2 separate regions of the Homo sapiens genome follow, and region 2 is linked to region 1. A link is an interaction called in ENCODE POLR2A ChIA-PET data of the cell type or tissue named here. Cell type or tissue: A673. All regions are shown on one strand. Links, peaks and the distances in the headings refer to the core of each region. The heading gives the core; the rest is flanking DNA. Region 1 overlaps ZFAND3 (zinc finger AN1-type containing 3). Region 2 has its middle 46 kb from the start of MDGA1.

The links. Peaks named below come from ENCODE experiments on the same cell type or tissue, not always from the same donor. Only the 100,000 strongest peaks of a DNase experiment are listed, where the experiment ranks them.
Region 2: POLR2A ChIA-PET joins it to region 1 with 5 read pairs; 2 of 35 experiments call an interaction of 5 or more read pairs at or near these places.

Annotation. Positions count from the first base shown.
Region 1 is chr6:37,822,124-37,832,322 of GRCh38, reverse strand. All of the region lies in intron 1 of ZFAND3 (zinc finger AN1-type containing 3), which reads right to left. Among named protein-coding and RNA genes, the nearest start is that of ZFAND3, 7.5 kb to the right of the region's middle. In A673, for the core only: no CTCF peak of the experiment used is centred there; no DNase peak of the experiment used is centred there; H3K27ac peaks cover 1,539 bases.
Region 2 is chr6:37,739,030-37,749,228 of GRCh38, reverse strand. No RefSeq gene overlaps it. Among named protein-coding and RNA genes, the nearest start is that of MDGA1, 46 kb to the right of the region's middle. In A673, for the core only: a CTCF peak has its summit at 7,083 (motif pointing left); no DNase peak of the experiment used is centred there.

The DNA of each region.
Region 1 (10,199 bases), core at 2,668-7,667:
CTGCAGTCCATGTCAGACCCTGCTGCCTCTCTTCTCCTTTACCACCACTCCCCACCATCCAATCTGTCGCTGCTCTTAAACTTAAGCCCCCTCTTCACTCCCCACTGCCAGCCTACAATTATTTTCAGCCCCCTACTGCTGCCTTCTCCCAGGGTTACTTTATCTAGGGTCCACAGGCTCCCATGGTCCACAGGCTAACCGGTTTCCTTTGTAATTACAAGTGTTTTGTTTTATGCATTATTCTCAGAAGGGGTCCACGACTTCACCAGATTGCCAAAGGGATCCATGGTCCAAAAAGGTTTAATTGCTCTAACTGGTCTCTCTGCCTATACACTCCAATGCATCCTCCACATTAACTTTTTTGAAACATATTATAAATATCATCTGTTATCCATGCTTAAAATCTTTAAATGCTTCCCAGTTGCTTCCTGATCCTTAAGTTCAACAGTGCAGCAATGAAGTATCTTCATAACTGGCCCCTGCTCATCTCCCCAGGTTTGTCTTGCCTCCTGCCATACACTGCAGCTAACATATGGACTTGTGTTTGCACCTCTCTTAATTCAGCACACTTTCCCATTCCTCTGTGCCTCTCTGTACATGCTGTTCCCTCTGCCCAGAAATCCCCTCCTTACCATCTTCATGTGGTTAACTTCTGCTCGTCTTTCATATCTAGCTCAAACCTAACTCATGAGAAGCTCTCCTGGCCGCCCTCAGTTCCCATCTAGGTAAGCTGCCCATTAGAGTTCTCACAATACTCAGTGATCTCCCAGAGCACTTCTCGAACACTGTTTTGTCAGTTTATTGATCCATCTCCCCTTCTAGACCGTGAGCTTTCTCAGGGCAGAAGCCAGACCAAGGTATCTCTTGCCTAGCATAGCTCAAGACACACAATAGAGTGCTTAACACTTGCTGGAAAAAGGACTGGCTCTGGAAAATGGCCAAAGGGGCCAAAAGCTGGTCAGAAACTTCACCAATTAATAAGGTGGCATCAGTCTGGAGATCACTATAAATGCAAATTTCCCATATGAGGTAAGATAGTTCTGTATTTACTAATCTGCCATCAGTGCTCCTTCTTTCAAGTTGGGAAGCTGGCCTTTAATAAATGTAATTACCATGACCAGGCTCTGTGGCAAGGGCTTGAGAGGCATCAGAGCTCATTAAATCTCAAAGCCAACTCTAAGATACTATTTTTTTAAAGATAAAGAGACACAGAGGTAAACTCACGTCTTTGATTCCAATCCAGATCTTTGATTCCAAAACCCATGCCTAGCCACTTGGTTCAGCTGGTTTTCTGGAGATAAGAGATCAGTATGCCCTTCATCTTCGGAGTTTTGGAGGAGTTTGGGATAGACGAGAAAGGGGGCCCTTCATCAGCCTCTCAGCAAATAAGAAAAGGTCCCATTCCCCAGGAAATACTACTGTTAAATTCTTTAAGATCTAATGTAACTTCCCCATATGTATTCACTGTAAAATCTTTTAAAAAAGAAGGGCTTGTGTGAGTTGTTTTTCTAAGAAGAGCAAGTTAAACAGACGATGGGCAAGACTGTTGAATTCCCCACCAGGCATGGGGGAAAGAGGAGAGAAGAAAAATCAATCCCAAGGAATGGAATTAATAGGTTGTGGCAATATCAATAAAAGAAAGGTAGGTTGAGTCTCCATGGCCTGCTGCAAAGAGAAACCATGAAGCATTTTTCTTTAACTGGCTAAGAAGGTATCTATGGTCTTAGCAGAAGAGCCCGTGGGTTTCTAAAATGATGGAACACCAATTTTGCTGAAAGCTGCTGCTATTTCCACTAAACTTTAGTTTGGAATCTGTATCTCAGCTGTCATCCTGTGATCATTAGCACTTTCCTGTAAGGTCCCAGGGGACTCACATACCACACTTCAAGAAAAGACAGAACATCTCATTCACCCTAACCACCACCTTTTCACATTAATTACTCTAGCCTTACAGATGAGACCACCTCTCACAGTTTGACTAAACGATGGTGGCCACAAAGCAACTTCATTCCCAATTATAATCCCACCATTCTACTTTCCTCTGTGTGTCCCCATCCTCATCCCCCTTGCCCCAGTCTTCCCCTTTGACCACCTTCTGTGTCCTTTCCCTTCCAACTCACCTCCAAATTACACAGATCTCTGTCCAATGACTTTTCTGCACCGCAACTTTAAACACAAAACCAACAGTCTACTCTTCCTGTCCCTAACTCCAACCAAAAACACACACAATGTAAAAATCTAATTTATTTAGAATGAAAACTATTTAGGTAAATTTGGTGGCTTTCAACTATCATATTAGAATATATAATCCTAGAAAGTTTAAAACCAAGGGTAAGAAAATGCAGTTTGTAGGGACATACACTTCCACAGATCAGGATTTTTGAGATCCCCTAAAGAGATCCTACTATACAAGAGTGCAGTACTCCACACATTTTCACTCAAGATTTTATCTGTCAGTTGCAAAGACTTTTTCATTTAAGTCAAAGCAACTGTTCCTTAATAGATCCTGCTCAATATTCCCTGAAGAAGATCATCAGCCTTACAAATAAAATGCACGGTTTTAAGCACATATTGGAAGTGCTACAGCATGGGTGAGGTTGGGGGAACAGGGTGAGCTAGTTAACAGTGACTGATCCACAGAAACAGGGAACTCAGGCCTCAGAGACTACATGAACATGTCCTCCCAAATCAATAAAAAAAATTAAAAGTTTCTACATGCAAGTATTTTTGTGGGTCAATATACAAAAACACTTCTCCATTTATTTTATTTTATTTCATTTCATTTTTCGAGCCGGAGTCTCACTCTATTGCCCAGGCTGGAGTGCAGTAGTGCAATCTTGGCTCACTGCAACCTCCACCTCCTGATTCAAGTGATTCGCCTGCTTCAGCTTCCCGAGTAGCTGGGATTACAGGCGCAGGCCATTAAGCCCAGCTAATTTCTGTATTTTCAGTAGAGATGGGGTTTTACCATGTTGTCCAGGCTGGTCTCGAACTCCTGACCTCAGGTGATCTGCCCACCTCAGCCACCCAAAGTGCTGGGATTACAGGCATGAGCCACCAAGTCTGGCATCCTCCACTTTTTTTTTTTTTAAAGCAACAAAGCCTCATTATGTTACCCAGGCTGGAGTGCAGTGGCGATTTACAGGCTCAAACCCACTGCTGATCAGTCCACAGAACAGTTCTCCACTTCGTAAGAGAATACCTTTAAGTTATATTAAAAGGAAAAGGCAAACTAAACTGCATGCAGTAAAGTTAAACAATGTAAAAATTTTGTATGTACAAGCAAAGTTTCACACACGAACACATAAGGACTTGAAAAACCTGGTTTTTTTAGATTTCAGCAGCAACTGAAGAAAAAGAATAATACCATCCAGGCCGGGCATAGTGGCTCATGCCTGTAATCCCAGCACTTTGGGAGGCCGAGGCGGGCGGATCACGAGGTAAGGAGATTGAGACCATCCTGGCTAACACGGTGAAACCCCGTCTCTACTAAAAATACAAAAAATTAGCCGGGTGTGGTGGCAGGCACCTGTAGTCCCAGCTACTCGGGAGGCTGAGGCAGAAGAAATCGGCTTGAATCCGGGAGGCAGAGGTTGCAGTGAGCCAAGATGGCGCCACTGCACTCCAGCCTGGGCGACACAGCGAGACTCCGTCTCAAAAAAAAAAGAAAAGAAAATAATACCATCCATGCCTCCTTAGGCACAGAAACCAAGAAATCATAAATCCAAAAGCAACTCACATTGAAATCACCATACCTTCTCCTACCTCTGGTTTATTTTTTATTATTTATTGCTAGTTAATACTCTTATGACTAGTTTAAGAATAACTATACTACTCAATGTACTTTATGTGTCTCATCGTAAATCTTTTCAGGAGACGATTTTGCCAGTACATTTTTCTGCCGAAAGCATCCTAGAAAGGGCTGCCATTAAAAAATTATGATCTGAAATAGATAAAAGCTTTCAAAGCACAGAACTGACAGCAAAGCCCACCACCCACTCTGTGTTCCTCAACTTCCTGCCTCCACTCTTCCAGTTAGGTACCATAAGCCACAGAAATTTTTTTTTACTTTCTTGTAAAAAATAAATGAATAAAACCAAGTGCCTGGACAAAGAAGCTGACTACAGGAAGAGTGTTTGTGATATTCTTGAACGGTCAGAATGTTTCTCCTTCCAGGAAGTGTGGCTGTGAGTGTGATTATTTTATGCAACTGCACTTCAACTTATCAGTGTGTAAGAGTCCAAGAAGCAGATACATCAACAGCTGTTCCTCCACACCACTCTACTTCAGCAGAAATAAATGAGAAAAGACACTCCCAAAAAGGTCCTAAGTACATCACCAACCTCACTCTGCCAGGTAATGACTAAAGTATCAATAAAGCTAACTAGAGCTTATCCACAACCTGGAAACAAAATGCTCTGGTGTGGCTTGGCCCTCCTCTTCCATCCAAGGCCAGAGCGGTAGCAAGTGGCATCAATGACCTCTCCCAGGACATTCTTCTGCCCTAATAAATTCGAACTTGCCTATGATATGGGACATCTGGTACAGCTAAATGAACAGATGTAGTTAGCTAGTACATCATCCCTCGAGTTAATAGCTGTAGCCAAAACTTCAGGTGCCTGGCACTGTTGCAGCTCTGTCCCTCAGCCTCATGGATGACATGCATTTTCATTCACTTATTTCTATTAGCCTGGGTGCATCACAGATCAGTTTGGTTTTGTCCACTACTGCTGGAAATTCCAATATACCCCACCTTTCTCTATATATGGTAACCTGAATTTACCAGAAAATCCAATGCACTTATCCCTAATCACATATAAAAAGCTGCCATGAGATTTACATTTGTGAAAACAAATATTTTTCCTCCACAAAAGTCATAAAAGCTAACTAGAGCCTATCTACAACCTATCAACTTTCAAAAAGGTGAGTAGCTTCAAAAATTCTTTGAACCAAAAAGAAACTGATTGTTAGACCAATACCTCCCTGTACAAGCCGCTGAGGTTGCCAGTTTAACAGTGCTAAAAGAGCTAAAATGTCTGACTCAAAAGTAACACTTCAAAAAAGGTTCAAATTACAGACTACATTATAATTCCCATTACTGAAATGTTAATTCCCATTCCTGACCAAAGGAACACATCCCAGTAATCTGGATTAACAATAGCATTGCTTCTCCCAGTGGAAATAAACTATGTTAGGGCCGGAAAGAAATTTAGAGCTAAATTAGCTAAGTCCCTCATGTTCAGAATGTAAGAAAAAAAGGGATCTAGAGAGCCCACAAGAAAACAGGCTTGAAAATTCTGGCTGCCCATCAGTCAACATTCTAGAACAGCACTGTCCAACATAACTTTCTTGAAGGATGAAAATGTTGTATATCTGTGTTCCTCAATAGGGTAATCACTAGTTACTGAGCTAGTGAGTACTTAAAAGTAGCTACTGTGACTGAGAAACCACATTTTTAACTTTAATCTGAATTTAAATTATTACTTACAGCTAATGGCCACCATACTGGGCAGTGCCATTCTAGGATACAGTTTTAGATTCTGATTATTAGACACTTTTTTTTTTTTTTTGAGATGGAGTCTCACTGTGTTGCCCAGACTGGAGTACAGTGGCACAATCTCAGCTCACTACAATCTCTGCCTCCTGGATTCAAGCGAATCTACTGCCTCAGCCTCCCAAGTAGCTGAGACTACAGGAGCATGCCACCACCTCAGTTAATTTTTTTATTTTTGGTACAGACGGAGTTTCACCATGTTGTTCAGGCTGGTCTCAAACTCCTGACCTCAAGTGATCCTCACGCCTTGGCCTCGCAAAGTGCTGGGTTTACAGCCGCCAGCCACAGCATCCAGCCAAGACACTGTAAATAAAGTTCCTTAACCTCCTTTTCTGCATATGACACTTACAGGAAATGTCTTATGTTTAAATATCTCACTCAGCAATGTAATCTTGTTACACAGGGACCCAGCCCAGAGCAGGATCGCTGTTCCTCAGAAACCCTAGAAAAATTGAGTAACATCAGTGTCATCCACACAGTTGGAATGAAGGCCCTCTTTTGAAAACCACTCTGACACAAAGTCCCACGAAATCCAAAAAGCCAGAATCTGGATGATTTTGTAAGTACTGCATTACAAGTGCTGGGTCAAGACCAATCACTTCCTTCAAGTAGCTTTGCTGAGATATCAACCTTAACCTTTCTTCAAAAACAGAAAAGAATTTCTTTTTTTTTTGCAAGAGAGGGGACTTTGATAGGCTCTGCTTCCAGCCTCAGCCACAAAGCCATGCAGCCTGCCAGTCCCAGGCCTGGGTGAAAAAGAAAACAACAATATTTAACCTCAATTTTAATCTGTGATTATTGCAAGAATTCAAAATACTACATCACTTTGCATGGACAGAACCTCCCTATGACCTAATAAAAAATCCAAATGATATTAGTTCTCACCCTCTAAGTATTCTGTTCTAAATAAATAATCTTTTATATACTGTTCTTGGTTTCTTTTTAAGGACTTTATTCTTTTCAAAGCCTTCTTAGTTCTCTGATTTTTAGAGCAAGGAAAGGTTAATTTGTGAAAACTAATGTTAATTTTGATACCATTAAGGATTATAAAGAGATTTTTAGTCAAAACTTTTCAGTATGATTTAAAGTTTAGAATTCTCTTCTATTTTGGAAGAGTGGGAGACGGTAAATGGAGAAGAGAAGATGATAAAACCAAAAGAGCCATATGCTAACTGGACCTAACTCTAAAAAGCTATTGCCTCAAACCAATAGAAAGAAGACTATGTTTCTTTAAATTAAAAAAAAAAATTATTTCCCTGTGTTCCATCACATCAAAGGGACGAGTTTCCTATTTTCTGAATCCCCCAAATGTAATGAGGAAAATAGGGCAAGCAGATAAATGAACCGACAGTGAATACTTAATTTAAATCATGTTTTATCTTCAGATGCACACAATACTCAAAGATGCAAAGTAAAACTCCACAAGCAAGCATTTTGTTTTTTAATAGAATGTTTAAGGGGGTTTTATAATCAAGGGATAAGTAGTGACATCAATGGAACGAACATTCTACTGATTAGTAATTCATACTGTGTTCACATGATCTTGAAAGCCCAAGTTAAGCTGGTTAAAGTGTGGCAACATGTTACAATTGGGAGACTGAGACTGAAGAGGCAAAATGAGTGTGAAGTCCACACACTATGAGGAGCCAAGCACACTAGCTAGATGATCTACACAGTGACAGTAACAAAGGTGATGTTTGACAGCAATTCACTAAGCCTGGGCTCAGAGGGAAAAAATATATACATTGATTCTAAACTAGTCAGTATCTTATGATTGCCAAAAATAAAGTGGAATAAAACAAATCATGTTATGTTTTCAATCAACTTTCTATTATTACCGATTTCAGAAATGAAATTTATTTTAGGAGATTACCCCTATCCTTATCTCTACCCATCCCTATCTTAAAGTACATCTTTTATCCAGCCAATTTAGTTTGTAGGCAAAATGCTTCAACAGCAATGATTATAAAAATGAAATACTAACAAAATCTATTTCCCTAAAGAAAATGAACCCATATGATATTTGCTTTGTCATGACTTGTTAGAAGAGCTTCTTTTTTAAAATCAAAACAATGAATAATTTACCTAATAAGCCCCATATTTAACTATTCCATTATTCTCTAAATACCAGACTGAACATTTATGTCTAGTACGCTTTAAGCTTATTTACAAAATAGTAATTCCCAAGGTTTCCATATGTCATCACGAGATTATCTCCAATTGTAAAAGCAAAATATCAATAGTAATTATATTTCTGTACTTAAATAGAATTAGAAAACAATTCCATCTTCCATCCTAATTACCCTATTATCCTATAATACACATACTATATTCTTATACTTATTTTTCTTCCTATCTTTTCTGTAATATTCTAGGTCTTCACATTTGTGAAGAATCTACACACCTCAGCACTTTTTAAATGTCTAAATAATTTAAAATACAGCTTCAACTAATACCACTTATATCTGTATAGTTTAAAAGTGTTTTCGTGTATGTGTATATTTCATCTAAAGAAAGTGTACTAATTGACTATTTCATTTCAGATACAACAATTATCAACAAATACGTTTTTTGCCTGAGTACTAAATGCCTAAAATGAGCCAAGAAAATGTTCATATTTCACTTAAAGTTTTAAGTCCATGTCTCCAAGAAAAATTTGTTTTAATCCTAAAAATATGACGTTAATATATACCGGCCAGGCGCGGTGGCTCACGCCGGTAATCCCAGCACTTTGGGAAGCCGAGGCGGGAGGATCACCTGAGGTCGGGAGTTCGATAACAGTCTCCCACGTCTCTACTAAAAATAAAAAATTAGCTGGGTGTGGTGGCACGTGCCTGTAATCCCAGCTACTCAGGAGGCTGGGGCAGGAGAATCACTTGAACCCAGGAGGCAGAGGTTGCGGTGAGCCAAGCTTGCGCCATTGCACTCCAGCCTGAGTAATGAGAGCAAAACTTCCTACCCCCCCCCAAAAAAAAATACAAAAAAATACATATATAATACAAACAACTTGCAACTTTATCATCAACTGGTTAATATTCAACAATTTCCATGGCAGCAAAGTTTCCCAGTGGAGATGGCCTCTATAAAATAACTTAATTACCTGTACACAATTTATACCATACAAGCCAAGAGGGAGAGAACTGGAACCACGTGTTACAAGCACTAACGCATTTGAATTGTACACTCCTCTTGGCATTCTTCAACTGCATTCTCACAAGAGAATGCAGTTAAAGCTCTCCTATTCAACCGAGCCACACTGATTAGTGTCCTGACTGGGCAATGCTGGGCAGCAAGTCCTGCAGCCTAAGTCACTCGAAAGAGCAGCAATCCTAAAGGAACTGCCGTTAGTCTGCCGGAGCCAAAACATTCTGCTGAGAGGCTCCTCAGCAAAGGGCTGGGTGTGCGCCCTGGCTAGCTGACTTTAGACCTAGAGCTTCCAAGGAGTGCAAAGCTGCATAAAATTTTTAAAACATATTCACCTTCATTTTCATGAAGGGAAAAGGCAAAAGATACCTCCTGAATGGCTTTCACTTCTATGTACTTCGCTCTATTCTCCCCAGGCATTACACTGGTTCACGCCACCACAGGGCAAATCTGGACTTGGCAACGTTCCACGGAAACACGTATATCACATTCATACAGACACACAGAGTCATACCCACACACCCAAGCCATTCTCAAGAACCACCAATAGTCTTTCACATTAAAGATATACATCACTCCCTGATCAAAGTTCTTGAGTAGCTCCTCACTGCACTCAGGATAAAAGTCCAAAGTCCTCAGCATTACAATGCTATGAGGGCCCTGGATCACCAATTCCTCTCAATTCCCCAGCCTTATCTCTAGATTGTGATCACCCTTCACAATCTACCAACAGACCCCCTTATCTCTAGATTGTGATCCCCCTTCACAATCTATCAACAGACCCAACAAACCTGTTCCTCAAATGAGTAGTGCTCTCACTCACATCCCGGCCTTCACCCATGTTAGTCCCACTGCCTGAAAGGAATATTTGTTTCCATACTCTACTTCTACCCTTCCTGTGGGTCTAGGCTAAAGTGTCACTTTCTCCAGGCTACTTTCCTCTACCTCCACCCCAGCTAGGGTAGGTGCCCCTCCCCTAGAGCACCTGTACAACGTATTGCAACTGTCAGTTTACTTCCCTGTGCCCCCTGCCCCAGAGTATGGGGCCAGCACCTCCTTGCCCACCATTATATCACAGGCATTCAAATATCTGTTAAATATATTCTAAGTTTACTCAGTGAACAAAATATGAATGTGGCCCATACAGTAAGGGAAACATGTCCAAAGTCAGTTGTGATACGATGGAAACAAGGCGGCAATGTTGCTATGCTTTGGTATAAAATACAAACTACACAATTGTCTACAAACGTCCTTAGGAAAGGTTAAAACATTGCACCAAAAAGAACACTTTTCACGATAAAAATACTAGTTTTGTGGTCACTACTCCTGCTAGGTAAACTGAAGTTCATAAAAAGTATCAGACTGAAAATATCTAAAAAGAAGCCCTGGTTGCTTATAGGTCAAGTACAACATTAGTGTAACTTTTCCTGTCTGCTGCCACCAAACTCTATTGGCATTATCAGAACCCTACCGGCTAAAGGTAAAAGGCTGGCCGGGCGCG
Region 2 (10,199 bases), core at 3,461-8,460, 84 kb after region 1:
AATTCAAATGTGAATAGATGTCTTGACTTGGGTTCACCCAGAAGCAGATCCTAAAACAAGGAAATGAGTGCAAGTAGTTAATTTGGGAGGATCCCGGGGAGTACTGGCAGGGGAATGGGGAAGAGAGACCTGGAGGAAAGGGAGGAAGTCAATACAGAGTACATCAATGAGAGGTTGCCATTTCGGGCAATTGGGGCTCAGTTCCTCTGGGATCCTCTGGGAGACTGTGTAGAACACACCTTAGAGTTATCCCAACTGAGTGGTGAAGGAGTTGGGGTATTTACACTCTTGTCACCTGCCATCCATCACTGATGAGGGCTGTCTTGGGGAGGCATTAATTACCCCACACTCCTGGCCTGCTGCACAGATGGCAACATGGACTCTGGTGGCCAGAGAGAGCCTTCAAGCAAAAAAAAAAAAAATGCAGGTTGTAGCAGTTGGGAGTCAGACTAGTACGCACTGAAGCCGTAAGAATGAAGGAGTGTGGGCTGGGCACCAACATCACCTGCTATGGCAGGTGCTGGGGGAAGGGATGGGCATTCCAGACAGGTGGAAAGTGTGATCGAGGGCAAAATATGTGGTGACCCCAGGAGGCCACACATAGTTTTGTGTGGTTCCAAAATTCAAGTTCAGGAAATCTGTCTTTGTGTAGCCTGGGCCTCAGCTCCCTCATTTATAGAAAGGTGATAAAAATACTTTCCCCACTCATCCAAGATGATTTGCACAAAGCCCCCAGCTTGGACCCTGCAGAACAGAGCCCAATTCAGCCCTTTCCTTAAATTCCTCCACCTCATCTCCTGCCAGCCTGCAAGCCCTGGATATGCGAGGCTATTTATGATGCCCTGTCGATATCTGTCTTGGTGGAGGAGCGTGGAGGGGATGGATGGAGCCTGGGGTCCTATCCATCAGTCACTTGGCTGCAATCTCTAAAGAGATTTTAATTGTGAGCTCAGATTTACTCCAGTCATCAGCAGTGCCCGCCTGCCTCTTTACCAGTAGAGAGTGGGGCCTGCAGGCCCTCTGTGGTTTGCCAAATAGACGTCTTGTAGCAACGCTGAGGAAATATTTGCTGCAGTGAAACAATGTGCCTGGTGGAAAGCAATCGCCCTAAATCGCCCCCTGACAGCCCGCCAGAGCCCTACCAGAGGCTTCTTCCACTATGCGCTCAGCTTTTTCTCCAGAGTTGTGCTTCTGCTACCTACCCAGGGAAGAGGATGATGGCCTCAAACCTGAATTGGAGGGAAACTGAAGCAGGGGCAGCGTTCCCCCTCTTCTGGGCCATGTGGTAGAGGGGACAGTAGGAGAACAAGGTGGCAGGGGTGGAGAGTAGTGTGGGAGCCCTGGGTTAGAAAGACCTGGACCAGGCTGGGCGCTGTGGTTCACGCTTGTAATCCCAGCACTTTGGGAGACCAAGGCAGGCAGATCATGAGGTCAGGAGTTCGAGACCAGCCTGACCAACATAGTGAAACCCCGTCTCTACTAAAAAAAATACAAACATTAGCCAGGTGTGATGGTGCGCACCTGTAATCCCAGCTACTCAGGAGGCTGAGGCAGAAAAATCGCTTGAACCCGGGAGGCGGGGGTTGCAGTGAGACGAGATCATGCCACTGCACTCCAGCCTGGGCGACAGAGTGAGACTCCATCTCAAAAAAAAAAAAAAAAAAAAAAAAAGCAAGACCTGGACCAGGCCCATTCTGAGCAAAAGGTCCAGGGGATGTTAGCCCCTTTCACAGCTAAGAACTCCTGGGTTAAGAGAAGTGAGCCTGAGTTTGTGCAGCAAGCGATACCAGGAATCTCAGCTTTGGCCCTCTGGGTTTTTGCTTAAGGTTCTGTCTTTGGCCCCCCAGCATCCCTTTCTGAACTCTCTTTCCTATGCCTCTGCAGGGGACCAGGGCCCATTCACCATCAGGGTTTGCTTTGGGGAAATGACCTACTTCCAAAGCTTGTGCCTCTGAGTGAGTTTCAGTGGCCTCCTCTCTCAGAGGTGGCCAAAGTCTTCTCTCCACCTGTCGGGTCAAAGTGCTTATATCCTCTGGGGGAAAGGAGGATGAGGAAGAGGAGATGGAAGAGGAGGAGGAGGAGTTGGGGCAGGAGTGGAGAAGAGACACTTCCTAGACTGGGAAGTCACTCAAGGAGCTTCCTATTCTGCCTTCAAGGCAGAATGGCCTAAGTGCATATTCTCTTTAAAGCAGCAGCCTATTTTTGTAAAATTTATCCAACAGAAGCAAAACAAAATAGAACAAAACCACCAGCCCACAAGAATGGCATACTTGATATCTATTGTCACATTGCTGGTGATAGCAAAAACCCAGAAGCCTGAATGTCCATTGATAGAGGCATGGTTGAATAAGTTTTTATGGTCCAATTTTTGAATATCATGATGCTATTATAAAGGAGGTAGGTCTGCTGCAGTGGCTCATGCCTATAATCCCAGCACTTCGGGAGGCTGAGGTGGGTAGATCACTTGAGCCCAGGAGTTGGAGATGAGCCTGGGCAACATGGTGAAAACTTATCTCCACAAAAAATACAAAACATTAGCCAGGCATGGTGGCATGCACCTATGGTCCCAGCTACTTGGGAGGCTGAGGCAGGAGGATCACCTGAGCCTGGGAGGTCAAGGTTGCGATGAGGCATTATTGTGCCATTACACTTCAGCCTGGGTTACAGCGTGAGACTCTGTCAAAAAAAAAATTAATTAATTAAATTTTAAAAGGAGGCATATCTAATTGTTGACTCACAAGGCTGTACATGAAAAAATCAAGTTGCAGAGTGGTAAGTGTGTTTGGGTCCCATTAAAGAAATCTGGGCTGGGCGCGGTGGCTCAAGCCTGTAATCCCAGGACTTCGGGAGGCCGAGGCGGGCGGATCATGAGGTCAGGAGATTGAGACCATCCTGGTTAACACAGTGAAACCCCGCCTCTACTAAAAATACAAAAAATTAGCCAGGTGTGGTGTCAGGCCTGTATATGTTTGTGGATAGGTAAGGAAAAGCACAAACGTGGCGAGAGTCATATTAAGATTAGGGTCAGCTGTGAATAAAAGGAAAAAAAGACCGCCAAACAACAAATGTTTAAACAAGATAACATATTTCTTATGTATCTCTTCTTTAACCTTCTGGAGGTGAGTGGTTCGGGGCTGGTGTGGTAGTTCTACTCCAAGAAATCCTCCAGGTTCCCTCTATCCACCATGAGTGGCCTCCATTCCCAAGGTTACCTCATGGCTCAAGATGGCTGCTTCAGCTTCAGCCATCACCTTAACATTCCAGCGGGTAGGAAAGAGGAAGGCACCAACAGTATCATGTTCCTTCTTCTTAAAAGGTCACTTCCTCAAAGTCTCCTATATTATTTTTCGTTATATCTCATTTGCTAGAACTTAATTCTATAGTTACAACCTAACCACAAGCCGGGTACGGTGGCTCACATCTGTAATCCCAGCACTTTGGGAGGCAGATGTGAGCGGCCCATGAGGTCAGGAGTTCGAGGCCAGCCTGGCCAATATGGTGAAACCCCGTCTCTACTAAAAATACAAAAATTAGCTGGGCGTGGTTGTGCGCACCTGTAGTCCCAGCTACTCGGGAGGCTGAGGCAGGAGAATTGCTTGAACCCTGGAGGCAGAGGTTGCAGTGAACCGAGATAGCACCACTGCACTCCAGCCTGGCGACAGAGTGAGACTCCGTCTCAAAAAAAAAAAATAAAAATAAGAGGCTGAGGCAGGAGGATTACCTGAGTCCAAGAGTTTGAGACCAGCCTGAGCAACATAGTGAGATCCTGTCTCTAAAAAAAAAAAAAAAAAAAAAAAAAAACGAGAGAGAGAGAGAGAAGAAAAGAGTATTATTTGTATTACTTCTGAAATTTAAAAATCCCCAATAACATAGTCGTATTTTTTAATTATTTATTTTTTGCCCCATTTTAAACATATTCTTAAAAACCTCTTGCATGGCTCTTACTATTCTAGCATGAATTCTAAATCTCCTAGCCTTATACCTAAGGCCCTCTCGGATCTGTCTGGGTCATCCTTTGAGCTTCCTCCTTCCTCCCCGCAGTCTTAATGTGGACACACTGATTCCCTCACTTTTCACCATAAACTCCCTGCCTCTGTGACTTTGCGTCTGGTTCCTGTCTCTAACATGCCCTTCCTGCTCCCCACTTTGTCTTTACAAACGCCACACGAAAGTTGTTGCCCGGGAGAAATCTTCCCTCCTTGCCTGGGCAGTCCTCTGCCTGCGCCTCTACTGTCTTCAGCACTTTTTTTTTTTTAAGACAGTCTCACTCTGTCACCCAGGCTGGAGTGCAGTGGCTCGATCTCGGCTCACTGCAAGCTCCACCTCCCGGGTTCACGCCATTCTCCTGCCTCAGCCTCCCAAGTAGCTGGGACTACAGGCGCCCGCCACCACGCCTGGCTAATTTTTTTTTGTATTTTTAATAGAGACGGGGTTTCACCGTGTTAGCCAGGATGCTCTCGATCTCCTGACCTCGTGATCTGCCCTCCTTGGCCTCCCAAAGTGCCGGGATTACAGGTGTGAGCCACCGCCCCGGCCCTTCGGCACTCTTTCTGAGCACGCACTGTGCGGTCCGGTGGTTTATTTCTTCTGCATCCACTTTCCGCACTAGACCAGGGGCTCCTCCAGGACAGGGACTGCCACTCATTTGTTCCTCTCCTTGGGCACTCATGATAGCACCTGTTATATAGTAGATGTTCAATGAATCTGCCCGATGCTCTCTGCAAGCATTTGTCTCATTTGTCTTCACATCAACCTGTGAGGTCGGTATCATTATTGCCCCATTTTACAGGAGTGGGCGGCAATATTGTGCAGTGGTTATAGATGAGAGCCAGCAGCCCTGGGTTCCAGTAATAACATTTAGGTAAACTACTTAATTTGCTAAAGTCTCAGTTTCCTCACTTATCAACTGGAGTTCAGGTCAGCATGCCATAGGCGCTCAATACATGGTAGAGATTCCTAGTAGATGCCTGGGGCTGGGATCTTTCTCTTTCCCTGCACTCTTTACCCCTCTTCCAGTTGGGTAGAGTCATGTCACCCACATCCCCTGCCCAGCCCTGCGGCCAGTTCCCAGGTCATGTTAGGCCAGGCCCAGCCCATCCTCCCACCAGCCCTGATGTGGAAACTGGAGGTACGAGGGAAGAAGGAGGAGGGTGGAAGTTTGATGGCCCTTAAGTGACCTAACCCTCCGTGCATCCTCCCAGAGGGCACAGCCTATGCAGTGTCCCTGGTACTGGCTCCGGTTCCCTTCCTATTGATCAGAAGGGACAACCTACACACAGGACGTCACATCATCCTTTTGGGATGGGATGAGCACTGGGCAGAAACAGTTCTTCAGGACCCTGAAGAGAACAGGTGCCCAAAATGGGGAGAGACCTTTACCCCACAGCCCCCAGTGTCAGCTGATGTCCACCTCAGCAGCCTGCTCCACAGCCTCTGGCTGGGCAGCCCTCACCCATCCTCAGGTACCCATTCACTGGGTCTGCCACCCCAGGAAGAGAGAAATCATCCTGAACTTTGGGGAGAGGGACACCTTCAAGAAGAGTTTTCCATGCAGAGGAACTTTACTGGAGGAGGGAGATTCAGGTCTGAGTGCAGGAACCCTGTAGACCTGCTCTATAGATGTGTAACTGGACTCTATATACACAGGCTAGCAGTGGCCTCTTGGGAACCCCTTAGCTCCTCTCCAGAGTCCTGTGCAGTCAGAGGACATCAAGCCTCCCACCCCCCCTCGCATACATTGTAGGCTATGGGGAGAAAAATGGCTGTCCTCTGGCATCGGCTGTGTCCGGAATCAGCTTCTCATTCAGTGGTAACTTCTGTGCTGGGTGAAGTGGCAGTCAGCAAACTGCAACCAGGTTCTGACTTTAGTCACACACACCCCTGCCACCAAACAAACATGAGCAGAGGCATTTGGGAGACAGGACTGGGGGAATGAGCATAAAGTATTCTGGAAGGATCCCCTTTCCTCCTCTCAGGTGGACCATGGCTCTGCAGCTGGGAGTACGGAGAAAATTATCTGTTCATCTCCTCCCCTCCCCTCCCATGGTCTTTGTGGGTGAGAGAGGAGAGCCAGTGACCTGAGGCAGGTGACCCTTAACTGGGCTAACTGGGTGACTTTTGGGTTCTGTGCTTGGAAGCCCTGGCTGCCACATGTCACCCTCTTTTGTCACTTGTTTCCCAGCTTCTGAGATTGTGTCTTTTTTTTTTTTTTGAGACTGAGTCTCGCTCTGTCGCCCAGGCTGGAGTGTAGTAGTGCGATCTCGGCTCACTGCAACCTCCACCTCCCGGGTTCAAGCGATTCTTGTGCCTCAGCCTCCTGAGTAGCTGGGACTACAGGCATGCGCCACCATGCCCAGCTACTTTTTTTGTATTTTTATTAGAGACAGGGTTTCACCATGTTGGCCAGGCTGGTCTTGAAGTCCTGACCTCAGGTGATCTGCCCGCCTCGGCCTCCCAAAGTGAGCCACTGCACCCAGCTGAGATTGTGTCTTAATAGCCAAGCCGTAACTGTTCCTCCAGGGTGCCCCCTCAGATGGACGGGGGTGGTGTGGATGTAGGAACCTCGGCCTCCTCTGCCAAAAAGGGGCCTCCTGAAGGCCAGCACCTGTGTCCTCTGGCAGATGGGAAACCCAGCAAAGGCTGGGAGAGGACAGCTCCTCCTGTCACACTGGACACTAATTCCCAGAGGATGAGCCCTGCCTGCCCCAACAGACTGGACAGCCAGCTTGGCCTCAGGGGTCCCCCAGCTGGGCTGGGGTGGTTTGGGCAAGAGGAGGCAGGAAGGGGGCTCCGGCCTCTGTCCTCTGTTCACAACCAAATTGCCTCCTTCACCTTTCCCAGGTTGTGTTTACCTTGTCCTCCTCCCACTGCACTGTTCTCCCAGCCGATCTGATTGCTGTAATTAGTTAATCAGTAACTGGCATAATTTCCCCCTGATTAATGCAGGAATAATCACCCGCCAGGGCTGCCAGCAATTTGCTTATCAGAGTCACTTTGAAACAGCTTTGAAAATGAACGATTGGCACCTTCCTCGGGGTTAAAATTAGAGCCCAAGGAGGCCGCCCTCTGCTGTGGGCGTCTGGGACTGTCGGGACCAGCAGGGGAGTCCCAACCCCACTGTCGGAGCCAGGGAACACCACGGTTCCCATGTCTGGCTGGCTCCAAAAATGTTTGCTGAATGGGGAGAGGATGGATACTGTTTCTACCTACTGTGCACTGGCTACACGGGGTTCCCAGGAACACAAGGCAGACAGGTGGAGGTGCTGGGGGGTCCCTCTGGGATGAAGCCAGCAGGTAGAGACCAGGACAGGAGGCTTGTCCTGGAGCAGGAGGAAAGGGCAGTTGATAAAGGGGCAGAGTAATAGGGCCAAAAGGAGGGTCCAGCTCTAGTTAGTAATAATAATAATAGTAATAGCAAAATAGCATCATTCCCACCTTTTATGGAGTAGAGGAACTGTACTAGTTCTTCATATACGTTATCTCATTTCCCCCCCACCCTTTTTTTTTTTTTTTTTTTTTTTTTTTTTAGAGAGCTTCTCACTCTGTCACCTAGGCTGGGAGTGCAGTGGTGTGATCTCGGCTCAGTGCAGCCTCTACCTCCCGGGATCAAGTGATTCTCATGCCTTAGCCTCCAGAATAGCTGGGATTACAGGCATGCGCCACCATGCCCGGCTAATTATTTTGTAGTTTTAATAGAGATGGGGCTTTGCCATGTTAGCCAGGCTGGTCTCAAACACCGTGCTGGTATTATAGGCATGAGCCACTGTGTCTGGCCTTATTTAATCTTTATGCAATAATAATAAACACTTAATGAGCACATACTATGTAGCAGTACTGCTTCGCTTTTACAATTTTATTTCCCCCCGCCCCCCTTTTTTTTGAGATAGGGTCTCACTCTGACAACCAGGCTGGAGTGCAGTGGTGTGATCATAGCTCACTGCAGTTTCAACCTCCTGGGCTCAAGCGATCCTCCCGCCTCAGCCTCCCAAGTAGCTGAGACTACAAGTGCACGCCACTACATGCACCGACACACCTGGCTAATTTTATTTTACTTTGTAGAGACGAGGTCTCACTATGCTACCCAGGCTGGTCTGGAACTCCTGAGCTCAAGAGATTCTCCTGCGTCAGCTTTCCAAAGTGCTGGGATTACAGGCATGAGCTGCTGCGCCCAGCCTAAAATTTTATTTTTAATTATGGAAAATTTAAATAAAAAGAGAAATGCAATAATAAACTCCTATGAATTCAACAACCAGTTTCAAGTTATCCACATTGTTTTAATGTTGTTTTATCTATCTCGCCCTCCATTCTTGTCCTTTTTGTTATTCAAGTATTTTAAAACCAGTCCCAGACATCATATCATTTCACCTGTAAAATGAGATGCAGGTAGTAAGAGCCTCTGCCTCATAAGACTGTTAGCAAGGATTTGATGAGATCCTGCATGCTCAGATCATAAGGCACACAGACACTCCAAAGGTATTTGTTATGATTATTAAAGCAGTGGGGGAGTGTTAGTTTGCTTGCTTGTTTAAATCTGTAGGGTCTAGAGGAAAAGTGAAAGACAGCCAGGGTGTGCAGCAGATATCCTGTGTACTGGTTACTTGCCCAAGTCTGGTGAGACAAAGCACTCACACGCACAAGTTACATGAGGCAGATTTATTACTTACAGATAGGCAGCAGGGGCAACAGAAGCCCAGGACCCATGATGAGCTGGTCCCCCAAGACCCAGGAAAGCTATCCTGGGTGGATGGAGTCTTGTTTGTGTATGCTGCACTTGCACCATAGCTGAGATTCCAGAAAGCAGCCTGCCCTGGGTTTTATATCCTGGAGGATGTAGCAATCGCCCGGCTAAGCAAAGATGGGCATCCTGTTTTTAAGAGGGACCCAGCTGGTCTAGCTAGTCCCTCCTTTTCTCAGGATGCTGCATTCTCAGCACATTCTGCAGTTATTTCTGAGAACTGTGAGGAAGAAAGGGGAGAGAACTGGCTGGTCCAAGGCCACCCAGAGAACAATCCTACACAGGCATGTGCAAGAATCTCCAGGTGCTGGTGCAGGAGTTGCTCAGATAAGTCTTGGGGGTATAGAGAGGCAAGGCTGGAGTGATTGTTATTAACATTTCCTGTGCCTGTGGGTTGTTGCAGGGATTTAATGAGATCCTGCATGCTGAGGTCTGCAGTGGAGCTGACCTGTGGAGCTGTGATGGGGGACCAAGGGAATGATCACAGAGGATGCTGCATCCTCACAGCTGAGCTATGGCCCCCAGCGTGTCCCATTTGGCTCATGATGTACATTCCTTTATCTCTAGCTCTCCTTCATTGGCTTGAAGAACTGAGGGATGAGGGATGGGCTGGTAATCAGGGACACTGGAGGACCAGTTTCAGTTCTCTCAGATGGGGGCATCATGGCATTAAGTTGCGAAATCTGGGCAGTCCCTTGGGTACCTCTTTGTGCTGGAGTGCTAGAGGTGCTGTGTCGTATTTGCTCCCAGGTACACTGCTGGGTAATTAGGGAGGTAAGAAAGAGATGATGGAAGCTGTTGCCCCTGCCCACATGGAGCCCACAACCTGGTTGGAACACAATGAGTTAAGCAGTGATCTATACCAAGACAAGCATGATCATGCGGTGATGTGTTATTGTCCATCAGTTTCTGCAACTGGCCTGCTAGGGCCCTGACCCCTGAGCATGGGAATGCCATGTGTGAAAGTGTTCGTGTGCATGTGTGTGTGCATGCATGTATGCACACACGTGGACTCACACCCCTGGCTTGCAAATGAGCTGTCCTGTGCACACATCATCAAGGAACACCTGTTACAGAGAAGCTTTTGTCAGGGTGAGAAATAATAAGAAGTTAATTTAGAAACACTTCTCTGTCAAATAGGTGAGACTGTATGACTAGCTGCATTTAAAAAAATAACTTAAACTCCACAAAAGAATTTTAAAATGGCCTTTATTTTAAATGAATCAAGCTGTTTTCTGTGCTCGGGGAGCTCCCATGGCCAATTTGCAGGGAGTACAGACAAATAAGCTTGAGAGATTAGGCACGGGAGCCAGTGTCTCCCCGACCCTGGGTAAGCCACACTTTTCATGGGCAAGGAGCTGGGTTTGCCCACTCCCTTTGCACAGCATTGGCATTTTGTATCCATCTTCTTCCTTGTTAAAACCTGACCCCTTCCACTTTGTGGACACGAACGCATTCACTTCTT